Regions from separate parts of the Mus musculus genome. Here region 2 is linked to region 1. Evidence: chromatin loops called from intact Hi-C (ENCODE). Cell type or tissue: heart. All regions are shown on one strand.

The links. Peaks named below come from ENCODE experiments on the same cell type or tissue, not always from the same donor. Only the 100,000 strongest peaks of a DNase experiment are listed, where the experiment ranks them.
Region 2: a loop joins it to region 1, with 2.9 times the contacts of the local background. A loop is called at or near these places in 5 of 42 quality-filtered maps.

What each region holds. Positions count from the first base shown.
Region 1 is chr1:39,387,944-39,395,943 of GRCm38, forward strand. Tbc1d8 (TBC1 domain family, member 8) reads right to left here. Exons shown (of 20, transcript NM_018775.4): 6 at 6,122-6,329; 7 at 4,114-4,311; 8 at 3,174-3,344; 9 at 1,365-1,515. Among named protein-coding and RNA genes, the nearest start is that of Rpl31, 24 kb to the left of the region's middle. In heart, a CTCF peak has its summit at 4,440 (motif pointing right); DNase peaks (open chromatin) are centred at 3,968, 4,408 and 6,368; H3K4me3 peaks cover 357 bases; H3K27ac peaks cover 482 bases.
Region 2 is chr1:39,475,636-39,483,635 of GRCm38, forward strand. Tbc1d8 (TBC1 domain family, member 8) reads right to left here and starts at 3,112. Exons shown (of 20, transcript NM_018775.4): 1 at 2,805-3,112. The coding sequence starts at 2,931. In heart, no CTCF peak of the experiment used is centred here; DNase peaks (open chromatin) are centred at 2,666, 3,196 and 3,806; H3K4me3 peaks cover 2,209 bases; H3K27ac peaks cover 1,884 bases; H3K27me3 peaks cover 360 bases.

The DNA of each region.
Region 1 (8,000 bases):
AGGTGAATAAGTTACTATTATACCCTGGGAAGCAAGAGGGAGGGTGCCTGCCCAGTGATGGGCCAGACATTAGTAGGAGGAGCTTGAAGGAACATGGCCAAGGCTGGCCTAGGCAGCGGCTGTACAGTTACTGCAGTGCATTAAGATGAATGGGCGGGAATCTTGGACAGGAGACAGGCAGAACCAAATTGATGCAAGAGGGAGAAAGGAGAATATAGGGGGATAGATAATGGGAGAGATAGTGCGGTCACTAGCAAGGATGGCTATGAGGAAAGTCTGGGGAAGGGTCTAGTCTGAGTGTAGTGGTTCAAATGAGAATGGCCCCTATAGGCTCATGTATTTGAGTGCCTAGTTGGTGAACTGGTAAGGAAAGATTAGGAGTGTGGCCATGTCAGAAGAGGTGTGGCCAGGTCAGGGGAGGTGTGGTCATGTACCCAGCAGCCATAGAGAGAGGACTACCATCCGACTGAGGCCTCATCAGGCCTCCTCTGAGGACCCAAGTGGTATTTGAAAAGTAATCAGACAGCATCTACAATCTCACCTCACTGGGTACCACATTTCCAGTGGAGGAAGGGACAACAGAAACTGCACTGAGAAATTCAGTTCAACACTACACAGCACCGGTCAGCAAATACAGTTTTTCTGTGTTGTCCCTATCTGGGCTCAAATCCAATAAAGACACTTTATGTCCAGGTGGTTTCATTTTTTTTTTAAAGATTTTTATGTGTGTGTGTGTGTGTGTGTGTGTGTGTGTGTGTGTATGAATATGCTGTAGCTGTCTTCAGACACACCAGAAGAGGGCATCAGATCTCATTACAGGTGGTTGTGAGCCACCATGTGGTTGCTGGGAATTGAACTCAGGATCCCTTGGACAAGCAGTCAGTGCTCTTAACCACTGAGCCATCTCTCCAGCCCCTGTAGCCCAGGCTGCCTTGAACTCATATATCTGAGGCTAGCCTTTAACTTCTGATCCTCCTGTCTCTACTTCCCAAATGCTGGGATCACAGGTGAACGTCTCAGCACCAGGAGCAGGCTTACAGTTTTGTTTATCATTTGTGAATGAAGGGGTAAGACTGGTCCTGTTACATACCCCAGCTTGGCTAGGAACTTTCAATCCTACCTATCCCAGCATCTCCAGCACTGAGAGTACAGGCACACGCCACCACATCTAATTCATGAAGCCACTGATAAGGAGAAGGTCACTGCTCTGGACCTCATACTTCCTGAGGGGGACCGCAGCTAACCAGGGGCTCCCAACTCCATGATGGTGGTTTACAGAAACAATCCTGACATGCTGCTCACAGGAAGGCCATTCCAGAATCTATTCCAAAGACTACAAAAAGTTTGAACACACCAAAACCTACCTGAGAAAAGCAGCCACAGCCTTCCACGTAACGACTCGGGGATCCCCATGGCCACCAGCTTCCGGATCTTTTCAGTGCGGAACATGCACACGGTCCTGCCGTACTCTACAAAGTGGTCGTTCCACAGACTGATTTTTATCTGTTCCCGGGACTGGAAATGGAGGTGTTTGTTAAGGTGACAAGAAGCCATAATCAGTAACAGTATAAAGAATGTCTCAGTTTATCAGGGACCAACAGGAAGAGCAGTGATAACAGTGTTCACACACACAACACGTATGAGCCGCTGCCAGGCATAAAGAATCCAGGACAAATAACACAGAGCCCCAAGGAGCCCTGCAGAGGCGTCTGTGTGAACACAGTGCACAGTTCATAACAGGAACATGTCACCAAGTACAGAGGCAGCTCAGACTGAATGGGAGACACAGATGCAATGGGGAATTTGGGCAATGCCTCTTTGGGGCACTGACACAAAGCCAACTACTAAAACACCACTCGACTCCAATGTCTGCAGACTGTAACAGGCACCCAGCATGCCCTGAGCTTCCTGACAGAAGGGGGGAAAACTGAAACCTGGAAAAAAATATTTTCAATTTTTTTTAAAAAGAAAATGTCTTTTATATAAATGTGTTTGCAGGAGTCAGAAGGGGTGTAGATTCCCTGGGACTGTAGTTAGGGGAAGTTATGAACCACCTGGTTGGGTCTCTGCAAAAGACACAAGTGCTTTGAACCACTGAGCCACCTCTGCAAAGCGCATTCTCATTATCAGAAATGAGGGGGACATTTATTTTTCTAAAAGTCCTTTAAAACTGTTCATATGTCAGGAGTATCAGGCCTTTTATAAAATATTAGCTACTATTTGTAATCATTACTGTCCAATAATGTGAGTAACATATTCATAAACCTACATTTTGGTCATTCGGACAAGGAATGGCTGAACATAGTGTGTACAGCAATTAAGAAGACTCGGTTTAGATTTAAAAGGCTGGTAGCTAGGAAGTAGCTAGTTGTTCTTGGAGCTACCACCTGGGCCTGTGGCTGGCTGGCTGGCTGGCTGCCTGCCTGCCTGCCTGCCTGCCAGCGAGGGTCCCGTTCTAGTCTATTCACCAACTATACATGACTCCTACCTCCCTATTATAAATTAAGCAACAGGGGCTGGCAAGATGGCTCAGCAGGTAAGAGCACTGACTGCTCTTCCGAAGGTTCTGAGTTTAATTCCCAGCAACCACATGGTGGCTCACAACCACCTGTAATGAGATCTGATGCCCTCTTCTTATGTGTCTAAAGACAGCATCTGAAGACAGCTACAGTGTACTTACTTATAATAATAAATAAATAAAATCCTTTTTAAAAAGCTTAATAATTAATTAAGCAACAGGGCCTGGGGAAATGGGTCTGTGGGTAAGGAGGGCTTGCGGTACAAACATGAATACTTGAGTTTGAATCTCCAGAACCCAGGTGAAAATGCAGTAATTTCAGTGTTGGGGTTCAGGGATAGGGAGCAGGTAGAGACAGGTGGATCCCAGGATTCTGCCAGTCTGACCAAAATGCAAACTTCAGGTTCAGTGAGGAGCAAAGAAAAACCCGTGTGAAAGGCATACACAGAAGGCCTGGCTAGTAACAGACTCGTTGCACACCCGGAAACCTATAGGGGCAGCACCATCCTCTGGGCAGGCTGCACGCCGCACTCCGCACTCGAGGAGCCAGCTCCCCACTGCCCTTCACTTGGTGCCTAGGACAAAAGAAGCGATGGCCACCCAGAGCGCACACACGCTACTCCCCAGAGCTGCTGCTCACAGGCATCTCACTCACCAGGCGGGAGTCGGGGCTCTGGCTGCCAGACTGCTGGAAGACGGCAGTCAGGGGCTCGGGGTGTGGCAGGGGGCGCTTCTCCTCTCTCTCTTCGCTACTTTGAGAAGCCACCATCTCAAGATCCCCAAACTTGTCAGTGCAGATGCTTGCTGAGTAAAACACAGGTGAAGCCTACAAGTCCAAGAGAGGAGGCACAGAGAGCACCGCGTGTCAGTTAAACCTAGAGCCCGCTGTTACTGTCAGGTACCTGTGACAGAGACGGGATCCCAGGGCAAGCTGGCTAGGGACAGTAGCCGTGTAGCACACTCTGAGTCTGACTGAGAGAGCCTGCCTCAATGATCAGGATGATTCCTATCTCCACCATATGTCCACATACATTTATACATATATGCTCATAACACACGCACGGAAATTTAAAGATGAAAAGATGTTTCCTAATGGAAATCACGGCTAATGATGGACCAGCAAACCCAAGTACATTCTTGTATCTCTCTAGTCTTAGGATGCGAAACTCTCCCTCTTAACAGATTATAGCCTCCCTGAGCATCAGCCCCAGCAACCTTGAAAAGGGGATACCTGCGCTTCAAGAATATGACAAGTGTCCCCACGGGGAGGGGTGTCCCACTGCTCCTCTAACTGGAGGGGGAGGGGTGTCATATCAACTTCTCCAACCCAGGCAGTATGTGGAGCGTCAACTCTCCAAGGTGCAGGTAACCCCATGGACCCTTCTGATCCAGGCATCCCCCAACTCAGAACACCAGAGCCTTCAGATGTGACATCACACTAATGCACGGCCCAGCCGTCTCCCCCTATACACACACACACACACACACACACACACACACATGGCCTGTCTTTCCAAGCACTCCCTTTGGAGACTATGGCCCTCCCGGAGGTCACAAGAAGAGTCACAGAATGCTGTCCCTGTAAAGGCTCCTACCATGTCATCATCACTTGGCGAGGTCTCATAGTGCACAGGGTGGTTGGCGTGGACCTGCTTCAGTCTCAGCAGCAGGCCCTCCACCAAGTTCTCTCTGTCCTTGAGCTCAATGAACTGGAAGGCCATCTTGCTGCGGATGCTCACGATGATGGGGTTGGGCAGCAGGCTCGTGTCTTCCATCTTCTCAATGCTCACTACCTGGAACAGAGATGACACACAAAGTACAAGACAGGAGCCTGGCAGGTGTGTGATCATGCCCTCAGACATATCCAGGAAGAACTCCATGCAAAGGCAGGAAAGTGGGCTGGGCAGTGTTACCTGTCAGTGCCACAAGGGGGCAGCAGCCCAAGGCTCTGTGCACAGGTTGAGTGGCTTGGCAAACAGATCACAAAGTAGCAATCTGCCCCCCAAAAAGAAACTACATCATAGATGAAGCCTGGGACAGCTGGGCTACCTGGAATAAGTCACTCATAAAAAAGATAAATACCAGGGCTGGAAAGGTGGCTCAGCAGCTGGGAGCACAAACAAGTAGGAGTGCTGAATGACTGCACTGAGGGCTTTAGTCTCTAAGTGGGACAGAGTCTCAAGTTGGGAAGATGGACATCCCGGAGATGATAGTGGGGATGGTTATGTAACAGAGTGAACATGCTTGGTGCCACTGAAATGCACACCTAGCAGTGGCTAAGGGGATGAATTACGTGATGTGTGTTCTGGAGAGCTCTTATTTTTCTTTTTGAAGACAGGGTTTAGCTATGTAGCTCTGGATGGTCTGGAACTCACTGTGTGGACCAGGCTGGCCTTGAACTCATAGAAATCTGCCTGCTCCTGCCCCCCAAGAGCTGGGACCACACCTGACATGGCTTTCTTAGTTGACTGTTTATAAAAAGAGCATGTTAATTGCATAATAACAACATGGAGATCAGAGATCACGAGGGGGGGGGGAGGTGAACCTTCTAAATAATTAAGCAGCCAGACTCCAGCACTGTAGCTGTCTTCAGACACACCAGAAGAGGGCATCAGATCCCATTACAGATGGTTGTGAGCCACCATGTGGTTGCTGGGAATTGAACTCAGGACCTCTGGAAGAGCAGTCAGTGTTCTTAATCTCTAAGCCATCTCTCCAGCCCTGAATTATGATATTTTACAGTAAGATACTTAACTTTACATTTTTAAGCTGAAGTTCTAGTAAGCCGAGGAAGTGGCCATTTGGTTTCTGCAGGTGGCACTTTTTATAGATTGCTTCTCTCTCAGGTGGGGGTGGGGGTGGGTGAAAGGGGAGAGCTCTCATTCCCGGCACACTCTTGAAGAGCGGCTTCACCAGTGAGGAGGAGGTTGGAATGCTCTCTTTACCCAGCCCTTGTAGGCAAACTCTGGGCTGTTAAAGCAACACCAGAAGAGCCACAGCCACCCCAGGAATGAGCAACTCAGGTTCTGCTCCTCAGAGAACCAGGGGGCCATCTTTAGAATAAAGTCCTGGTATGTGGCCACCCTTCCTCCGCCCTGACAGGGCAGCGGCAGCAGCAGAGGCTGCGGTTTGGATATGATTTCCACGGGACCCCAGAGGCTCACTGGTGAGGAGCATGGTCCCTGTGAAGCTGTGATAAGAGGAGGTGGGGTAATTAGAGGTGGGGTTGCTGTGGTTGGGCCTCTGGGAACATTTCCCCCAGAAAGGACTAATACAGTTCTCAGGAGACCTCAGTCAGTTGTCAGAAAGTAGGTCACTTGGAACAGCAACAGGATAGGCCTTTGCTCTCTGTTTTACCATGTGATATCTCCAGCTACTACATCACCATTTTTTGGATAAGGCCTCGATCAGATCTAAGCCCAAACAAAACATAGCATCATTTTTTTTTTAATGAGCTAACCCTCTTTTCTTTATAAGTTTATCTGGCCTTGAGTGTTTTGTGTTTGAGCAACATAAAACAGACTCAAACACTTGGGTACAAATTGCAAAGGGTGCTTCAGGAGCACAAAGCAGGCAAGCATGGGTGAAAGGTGTTAAGTCTACCTCTCTCAGGGGAAGCACAACATTACAGCAGCCATCCTCTCTGCTGGCAAAGCAGATGTAGCTGTCAGAGGAGAATATCCGTCCGGCTGTGTGGCAGCGACTGAAGGGCGTCCAGAGGGAACAGTCTGCCACAGCGTGCAGCTTCTCCTCCCTCGGCAGCCTGAAGAAAGCCCGGAAGAACTCGTTCTGTGCTCTGGCCTCCAGGTCCCTGGGGAGCAATGGGGACAGAGGGAATGAACATACAAGCTCACAGAGAAAAAAAATACCTCGACGTCCACTGGCCCAGCTGGACAGCAAGGGTGTGCAGACTGGCTGTATTTCCCAGAGACTGAGTCATCCCTGGGCTCCAAGTTCACAGCCAACCCCTAAAGCAAGCAGAGCTTCTTAGGTCTGCACAGAGATAACCCATGAGCCATGAATCAGGATGCACATCCCTGGGGGCTGGCCAGAGGGCCCTGAGGTCAAAAGCGCAGGCTGCTCTTCCAGAGCACCCAGGTTCCATTCCTAGTACCCCCCCCCCCCAGAGTCTCACACTTGTCTATAATTCTAGTTCCAGGGAAGATCCAATGCCCTCTTATGGCCCCCACAAGCACAAGGCCCATATGTGGTGCACAGACATACGCATGCAGGCAAAGCGCCCATACACATACATCTTTAAAGAAATAAGCATGCCTGGCTGGTTTGGTTTGACCACAAAAATGGCATAAAAATGTAAATATAAAAAAAGTCAGGTTACTTTAAGTGTCTGAATAATAAGTGTCAGGTTACTTTAAGTGGTTTGAATAGGAATGGCCCCATAGACTCACGTGTTTGAATACTTGGCCCATAGGGAGTGGCACTCTTATTAGGATATGTGGCCTTGTTGGAATAGGTGTGACCTTGCTGGAGCAAGTGTGTCACTGTGAGGGTGGGCTTTGAGGTCTCAGAAGCTCAGGCTACAGTCAGTGTGGACACAGTTTCCTGCTGCTCCCTGAGGATCAAGATGTAGAACTCTCAGCTCCCTCTCCTGCACCATGTCTGCCTGCACGCCGCCATGCTTCCTGCTGTGATGATAATGGTCTAAACTTCTGGAGTCCCGATGAAATGTTTTCCTATATAAGAGTCATGGTGTCTGTTCCCAACAGTAAATCCCTAAGACACTGAGTGTTGCCCAGGATGTGGGGAATCGTAGCCTTCACACGCTTTTGGTAGGCATGTGAAGTGACATGCTTTGTGTAGGAAACCAGTCTCACTGCTTAAGGGAGACTCACCATTTTCCCAGAAATTCTACTCCTGGGAATCCACAAACAAGAGACACGTAGGCCTGCTGACAACTCACATACTAACATTAACGCTAACAATAACAAAAAGTGGCCCAAATATCCATCAACTGATGAACAGCTAACTACAACGTGGCATGTCTCTTTAATTGGATAGAAAGTACTCAGCCACAAAACAGGAGGGAAGGTCTTGATACACATGGCGATTTGGATGAAGCTTCAATATGCTAAGTATGGGGCCAGACACAGAGACCTCAGCCTGATTCTGGCCACACAGTAGCTGACAAATCCCTTACATCATCCCAGCACAGCTAAAACATCAACAGGGTCCTGTGTAGTAAGAAGCCAGCCCCATATGGGGGTCATCACCAGCCCATCCTCTCAGGCAGGGTTTGGTCACTTCCTTCTCAGACAAAAGGTTAGGGGTAAACCCCAAACTCAAGTGACTGGAGTGACACTAAGAAGGACTGTCTTTTGGGGGGGGGGGGAGATTTAGTAAAGAAGCCTTAATGCCATAGTCGCACAGACAGACAGACAGCAATGTGGTGGGGGCTTTGAGGACAGTGAGGGCCAACATGGCTGAGTAAGGGGCCCTTCTTTCTTTAGAGGAGTGGGGAGGT
Region 2 (8,000 bases), 88 kb after region 1:
CAGTTGGTGGAACTGTTTGGGAAGGATTAAAAGGTGAAGAGGTTTATCGCTAGGAGAGGGCTTTGAGGTTTTGAAAGCTCAAGCCATTCCCAGTTTTTCCTCCCCCCCCCCTCTCTCTCTGTGTGTTTCTCTGTCTCTGTCTCCCCCCACACACACACACCCCCGACCTCTCTGCCTCAGGTAGTTATCTCATCATGAGAGCTCTGCTCCAGCGCCATGTCTGCCTCATGTCTGTCTGCTTGCTCCCACCATGATGGTCATGGACTCAGCCTCTGAAACGACAAAGCCCCCAATAAATGCATTCTTTGGTCAGCTGGTGTTTGGTCACAGCAGTACAAAAGTTAAAACTAAGTCAGAGAATCAGAAATTTAGGGAGAAAAAAATGGAGGCATGTATAAGGGGAGAAGGGGGGAGAGGGAGGGAAGGATGAGAGAGAGAGAGAGAGAGAGAGAGAGAGAGAGAGAGAGAATGAGCAGGCAGGAGGGTATACTATAACCCTCATCAGAAAAAATTTGTGCTTGTGAAAATGGGCAATCCAAATTATTTTAACCTTTGGATTTTTGTATGCCTAAACTCCTACTATCTAATAACAAATTTAGCATAACAATATGAGGAAAAGATTACTGTGCCCTCTTCTTTATCTCTGACCTGTTCACCAGTCTACTGGTTTCTCTGCAAAAAGAAGTCTAGAACCAGCCTCAACTCTCATCATTTCAGCCCCTATTATTTCCTTTAAACATAATATCATCCATAAACTCTCACACTGCTATTATCTGCCCACTGCATTTCCATATTTTCCAACAATTGCCAGACCAGAGCTGCTGGGTGGCAGTCCTGTGTGGCTGAGTGGAGACCAGCTCAAGGGGAGTACCCGAAGTGGGGTTGCTCAATAAATGTTCAAAGGTCAACAGTCACACTGCAAAGGGCATCTAAGAAACAAAGTATCTTCTCTCCATAGGCTTTCTCCTTGTTTCCATTTCTCTTTTTGCATGGTGGCATGTGCCTGTGGCAACAGGAACAAGAATTTGTGGCCAGCCTGGATTATACATTGTAACCTGTGTCTCCAAGAGAAGAGAGAAGTTTCCACATATTCACAGGATGGAGACAAAGGAAACACCAGAGAAGTCCAAAGCCATGGCTATCACAACACACCACTGAACTCGTATACAAATGATCTCTGTACATCTGAGTCATAAACTCTCTGAAGCTCACGAAGCACTGATAGGCAGCTCCGCCCTCCACATCTGGATCCTGCTGGATGGAGAATAATCTGAAGACTGCAGGCCCTGACTTACCTGTCCCACTGATTCCTTCCCAAGGCAGTAAGCCCATCAAACACCCCAGAGGCTCAGTGGATTAAGTGGGTGGGTGGGCAGCAGCAAAAGTGTCTGGGGGGGACAAACTGTTTCCCTATTTCCCAGTTTACAAGTCTCCTGTCCTACCGTCACCCTCTGCAACAGATGACTAATACACCAGATACTCTACTTAATCCACCATCAATTAAGCCACCGTCTCCAGTGTTGTACATACACAGCCCTCTCAGGCCACTTGGCCTCTACTGAGCTTTGCAGGATGCTACCAAGTTCTTGTTCTCCAGTCCAACACTAAATTCCATGGTGCTACCCAGGGCCTCACAAAGGGCTCAAAGGCCCCCTTCCTTCTACTGTAACTCTCCCCCCACCCCCACGAAGCCCACCTGCTGCACAAGTTGTCCCTGTTCAGGGGGGTTCGTGGCCACTCAGCTGCCCAGAACGTTCCACTGTCTACTAACCCTTTCAACCAGAATCCTGTGGTCTCCTACCCACTACTGAATTCTCAGGAGAGTCTCGGTTGTCATCGTGGACCCTGACCCCACCCTACACCTGCTAGCTTTTCCTGAAGCTAAAATACATGATTTTAGGTAGAAGCATATTCCTCATTTCTCCAACCAGACTCTGCTCCCAAAGGGCCGTCTCCAGACTGGCCCAGGTGCAGACAGTCACCAGCAATTAACCCGAGCGCACCGTTTAGGTCTGTTGACCCCCTCAGCGACATTCAGTAGAAGGTTATGAAAGGACCATCATCTGAAGTCCCTTTTACCAGAGGTGGCTCCTTAACCAAAGGAATCATTCCAACCCCCTAGGCAAAACACGACAATTCCCCTTCCCTGATTGAGCAGGTGCTCTAGCTAATAACGCGAGCTGATCCCAATCTCTTAACAGCTTTGAGCCATAACTTTTAGAAGGGGAAAATGCCTTGCTTGGAGACAACTTCAAAGCCTATCGTATTTTTGTCCTATCGTTCCACAGAAGACATTGAAAGGAGAAACAAAAGCGGCATGCTTAACTTCGCTACGCAACTATAGTGCCTCAGTTTCCCCTCGAAGCGAAGACAGCCCCCGCCTCCTGGGCCAGAAAGTCCTGGATCTCTAGAACCTCCCGATGATCTGGCCTGAAGTCCGCAGCTGCAACACCACCTGGAGCCACAGCTGCGTCCAGATGGCCAAGTCCGGGCCTGCCTGGGCGCACCCTTCTGTCACCTGGCGGGGCCCTAGGGCGCCCCGATCTCGCTGCCTTGGGGCAAGCTCTAGAAGCTGCGTCTCCAGCGTTCGCGAGCCAGGTCACACCAGATGCACCTGCCTCTCTCGGCCCGTGGGTCCCTGAGCTCCAAGCCCGACCGGAGCTCGCGTGAGAAACGCAGGAAAAAGGAAAACAAGCCATAGGCAGGGCCGTCCTGGCCTCGTCGGCTGCCACCGAGACACCACCTGCGACGCGGCCGGGCGGCAGGGACAGAGGCCGGGCCGGGCCGCCGCGCGCGCCCCTTACCGGTGAGGCGGCCGCCCCCCTCGCCGTGCCCGCGGCGCCGCTGCAAGACGAAGTAGCAGCTGCTCTTCTGGGTCACCCAGAGCTTCAGCGCGTTCTTGAGCAGCACCTCCTCGGGCTTGAGCCACATCGCGGCGAACCTGCCGCGCCTGCGGGTCCCGGTTCACATCGCCCCAGCAGCCGGCCGCACCGGGCCGAGCCCGCTTGGAAGGAGGCGGCGGGAACTGCGCGCGGAGACAGAAGCGGGAGCGCCTGCCGAGCCCCGGAGCGCGGAGACCACAGCTCGCCGGGCTCACCCCGCGCTGCCTGCCGTGGCCCCGCCCCGGCTAGACCCTGCCCACCAGCCGCGGTCCCGCCCACCCCCGAAGCCACGCCCTCCACCCTCCCCGAGGCTCCAGTGGCGCCTCCCTGGTTTCCTAGTCTCTGCGGCTCCCGGCCAGGGTTCCGGAGTGGCGGGAGGAAATCGGAGCCACTGCCAGGTCTCCTCCCTCTAGTCCCGGACGAGTCTCGAATTCCCTCCTTCCCGGTAGGAAGCGAGCAACTGCGCAAGTTGTCTCCACGCTCCTTGTTTAAAAGCTGGAGGAAGGACCTAGGGGGAAAAGACATCTTGTTATCCAAGCTGCAGGTTGCCCAACCCAGAGTCTTAACCTTAAAGAGCACAATGCACGCCAGTAAACTGGAGTGTGTTCAAGTTTCAAATAACCAAAAGCTAACACTGAAAATTGGAGACAATTGTATCTGGATTTTTTTTTAATGCTGCGCTCTTCATTTTTTTTTTAAATTAACACAGAATGCTACATATTTTAGTCCATATATACAGCAAGGAGAGGGTCAGAGAAATTGCTTTCCGTTAATTCAAACATTTACATTTCTTCTTTATTACATTTTATTTATTGGAGGGGGTGGTCACGAGAGACAGTTTGGCGCGTGGAAGTCAGAAGACAACTTTGAGGAGTCAGTCTTGGCTTCCATTATGTGGACCCTGGGAATCCAACTCAGGTCATCAGGCCTGGCAGCAGGAGTCATTCTTGACATCCCCCACTTATTATTTCTCTTACAGAATATTTTTTCATGCTTTTGTAAGGATACAACTGAAGCTATAGGAGAGGTGGCAACGCAGAAACCTGAGTCCAGCAGCAGACCATACTGAACACTGAATGTCTTACAGAGACATAGGACCTAGAAGGCACCACTATGAGACTCACCCCTGCAGGTCCTCTCCGGAAAAAAATAAGGCTCTTGTGTCTATTCTGAGAAAACATTAAAGAAAAAAACAAACCCACTAGAACATGGGAGCAGGTAATAGTAACGAGAAGCCACGGGGCATGTGAGTACAGGGTTTTAAATAAATATTTTCTCTAGGCTAGAGTAGACATGTTAGCTGTCCTTGAAAAAGGCCGAGGGAAAGGGATCCACGTGTTCTCTGTGGGGAGGTGGTTAGATCGGATATCTTAGCCAAAGGGAGGGGAAAGGTTCCCTTAGTCCCTGGGTTTTGACAAAAGGACAAAATGTGGTTGTTAAGTAGGACAGAACTGGAAAGTAGAAGCTGTCCTGGGGGAGGATCAGAAACTGGTCAGATCCAACAGACAGTAGCCCTGTAGAAAGCAAAGTGAGACGGGAGGTTGGGGGATGGGGAGGACGGTGGAGGGGAAAATAAGCAAGTTTTAGAGCCATGTTGTATACAAATGTCACCACGAAGTAAGCCCATTTCTCTGCAGACCAATCAAAAAATACAGAGAGAAAGAAGAGGAAGAAGAAGAAGAAGAAGAAGAAGAAGAAGAAGAAGAAGAAGAAGAAGAAGAAGAAAGAGAGATATTGAGAAAGCTGGTACACTGGCCAGCCACAGGCAACCATCTTCTCAAGAAAACAGAAGTTTATAAGCCACAATCACAGGCTTGGAGCCACACCAGAGTCAGAGGAGTCAGGGATGGGTGGCAAGAAAAGATTCCTTCACGAAACATTCCCAGGCACCCTTTGCTCTCTGAAGCACTTCGGGCCAGAACCATAGAGGTGAATTGGATATTAGTGCTTTTGTGTAACAAGATATTTCCTGGGAAAATGCAACACACATGTCTACTCACCTCAGATACCGATCCCATGACAGACCAAAGTGTGGACGCCACCAAAGTCCAACCTGGTCAACCAATGAGTTTTCTTGGGGTTACTTACAGGAATATGGGTGAGAGGTGACTTACAAGACCAGAAATGACTCAAAGACAGCTGCCTCACCAAAACCCACACCAGCATGAGTGACAGCTCACAAAGCTGGGAACCAGAAACACAGTGCACAGCCTGAGGGCAGGAGAGTGTCCTTTCTAGGTACCTCGGTTGGTCTACACTCTTCCAGGCAGATGGGCTGGCTGGTTTTTGCTTCTTCCAGGGAACTAGCTGGTCTGGGCTTAAGAGTCTTCTTTGTGGCCTTGCTCTACTGCATCTGAGAGGGACTCTTGGCTTTTATTGTTACTCTGGCAGGAAAGGGTAGCTGGCAGGGGTGGGGGGTGGGGGTGGGGGTGGAACCGGGTGGTGTGACTCTAGCCGGTTTCAGGGCCTTCCTGAGGCTATTTGTTTACCTTCCTGCTTAAGGAGCTTCCCTGTAGGATGGAATTTTTTTTTTAAAGATTTATTTATTATATGTAAGTACACTGTAGCTGTCTTCAGACACACCAGAAGAGGGCGTCAGATCTTGTTACGGATGGTTGTGAGCCACCATGTGGTTGCTGGGATTTGAACTCCGGACCTTTGGAAGAGCAGTCGGGTGCTCTTACCCACTGAGCCATCTCACCAGCCCCAGGATGGAATATTTTAATCTTGGTGGAAACTATTATACACCTGCCCTAGAGATTCACAGATGGGAAAACAGACACAGAAAATTGACGTGGGCTGAAGATATGGGGATGCACAAATGGAATCTTCAGGTGCTGGAGAAACAGGTTGAGAAAGCTCTAGAGAACACCTTTTGCTAGACTAGAGCTTTAAAAAAAAAAAAAAAACACATAGGCTTGCCACAAAGTCAAGGCTAAAGGCTCCTGGCTGCCTTGGCCTCTAGAGCTGTGAGGCACATTTCTAGTCTTTATAAATTATTCACTCTGTGGTATTCTGTGATAGCAGCAAAAAACAGATGGACCTGCTACACACACCCAGTGAATTATCAGTGGTTCTGATTGAATGTTAAATCTCCTGACCCATCCACAGTCACTCAGGTTGCAATTATTTAGCGCTTCCCCGTCAAATGTTAAAAGCAAGAGAAGTAGGGGCTGGAAAGGTGGCTCAGTGGTTAGAAGCAAGACTACTGTTCTTGCTGTCTGGTTGCCAGCACTCAGACAGCTCCAGGGATCCAGCAGTCTCTTCTGGCCTCTAGGCACTGCACTCCCATGAACAAACCCACAGAGACACGCGTGATTTAAAACATTTTTTACTCTTTAACTTGACTCGAGGGGAGCAGAGAGAAGCTCCTGGGGCTTACCTCTCCTCCCATTTCTGAGTCTCCTGCCTCTGCCTTTCACCACCACCTATGTCAGAGAGGAGCCAATAGAAGGCAGAAACACTCAGAGGGCGCTCTAAGGAGCTCAGCCTTCCAGACACAGAACAAGGAAGGAGATCCAGGGGAACTGGGGAAGAAGACATCCACAGGCACACACAGCATCCTCCTGTCAGCCACCTCTGGGTGCTAATCACCCCTTCATGGTGTTATCTTGGGTTGGATTGTACCCCTCAAAAGGTCTAGGTTGGCGCTCTAACCGCCCCCCAGCACCCCAGACTGTGACTTACTTGGAAATAGGATGCATGCAGATATAATTAGTCAGATGAGGTTATTAAGATAGATGTTAGTACAGTGAGCGGGATCCTTACAAAGGAGGAAGTTGGGGCAGGCGCACAGAATATCGTGTGCTGATGGAGTAATGCTGTTGCAGTCTAAGTAAACTGTAGGAGCTCAGAGAGAGCCTGGAACACCCTAAGAAGGTGCCAACCCCAGTGACTTGATTCTAGGCTTCCACACCACTCAGGTTCTGGACAGGACCCTCCCGGCCTTATACCAGGAATGACCTCAGGAAACGGTTTATTGACAAAGAAGTCTGACTGAGTTACTCTTCTAACTGTGCACAGGAAACACGGGCATGTTAGTAACCCATGACGTTCACTGGCAGCAGGATTACTCCAAGAAGCCCTGGTGGTGGTGTGAGGGGTGGGTAAAGAACAAGGCTTGGGGGCTCTTGCTGCTAAATGTGGTTGCTATGGCAACGATGGGATTACAATGAGATGGCTGTTTGTGACTGCTCTGAAAGGGAGAGAGAGAGAGAGAGAGAGAGAGAGAAACAAAGAGAAACAAACAAACAAAGAGGAAGGAAGGAAGGAGCATAAAGTGTTAAATTCCCATCTCAAGGTACAGATGTGATGAAATTTCAAAGAAGTTCTTATCTGTGTGGCCACAGAATTGGCCAACTCTTCTTACGATCCTAATATAATTGTGCTGGTTATAGAACTGGGGCAAAGGTTCCCATCCAACCTCAGCAAACTCCCTTGCTAAGAACGGGACGCTGATTGGGAAGATGGAAGTCAACAGATACGTTTTGGAAACCTTTGGACTGACACAGACAAAGCCAATTCCCCAAACCAAGCCTCCCATCCCAGCCTCCACCTACAGGGAAGCCTGAGAGTCTCTGCAGCCTTTACTTAGAACCTACGTCCGTGCACATTGACTCCAGGCCCTCAAAAGAGAGTCTTCGTGGAAGGAGACTCCAAGGTCAGTTTGAGAAGGGAAGCAGAAATGCACAATACACCTCAGAGTTGGAAAACCCTTCCCATACATACTGGGAAGAAGTTGAAGGTCATGTATGGCTCATATTCTAGAGTGTCAGGCCAAGGATAAAACTGGAGTCAGCAATATTTGTAAATATTTACATACTCACAATTATTATGTTCATGTATATGATTTTTCAGAATGATGAAAGAGTTTGGGGAAATGTATATAAATATACGTATATGCCAAAATATCTTTAAAACCAAGAGCTGGTGACACTTGGGAGAGGTCTCAGGCACCTGTCTGCTGTACAAGCATGAGGACTGAGCTTAATCTCCCAGAACCAAAATAAGAAAACCAGTGGCACATGGTTATAACCACAGTCCTGGGGAGACAGCCAGGGGAAGGGGCCTGGGACATGCTGGCCAGCCAGTCCAACCAACTCAGAGAGCTCCAAGCTC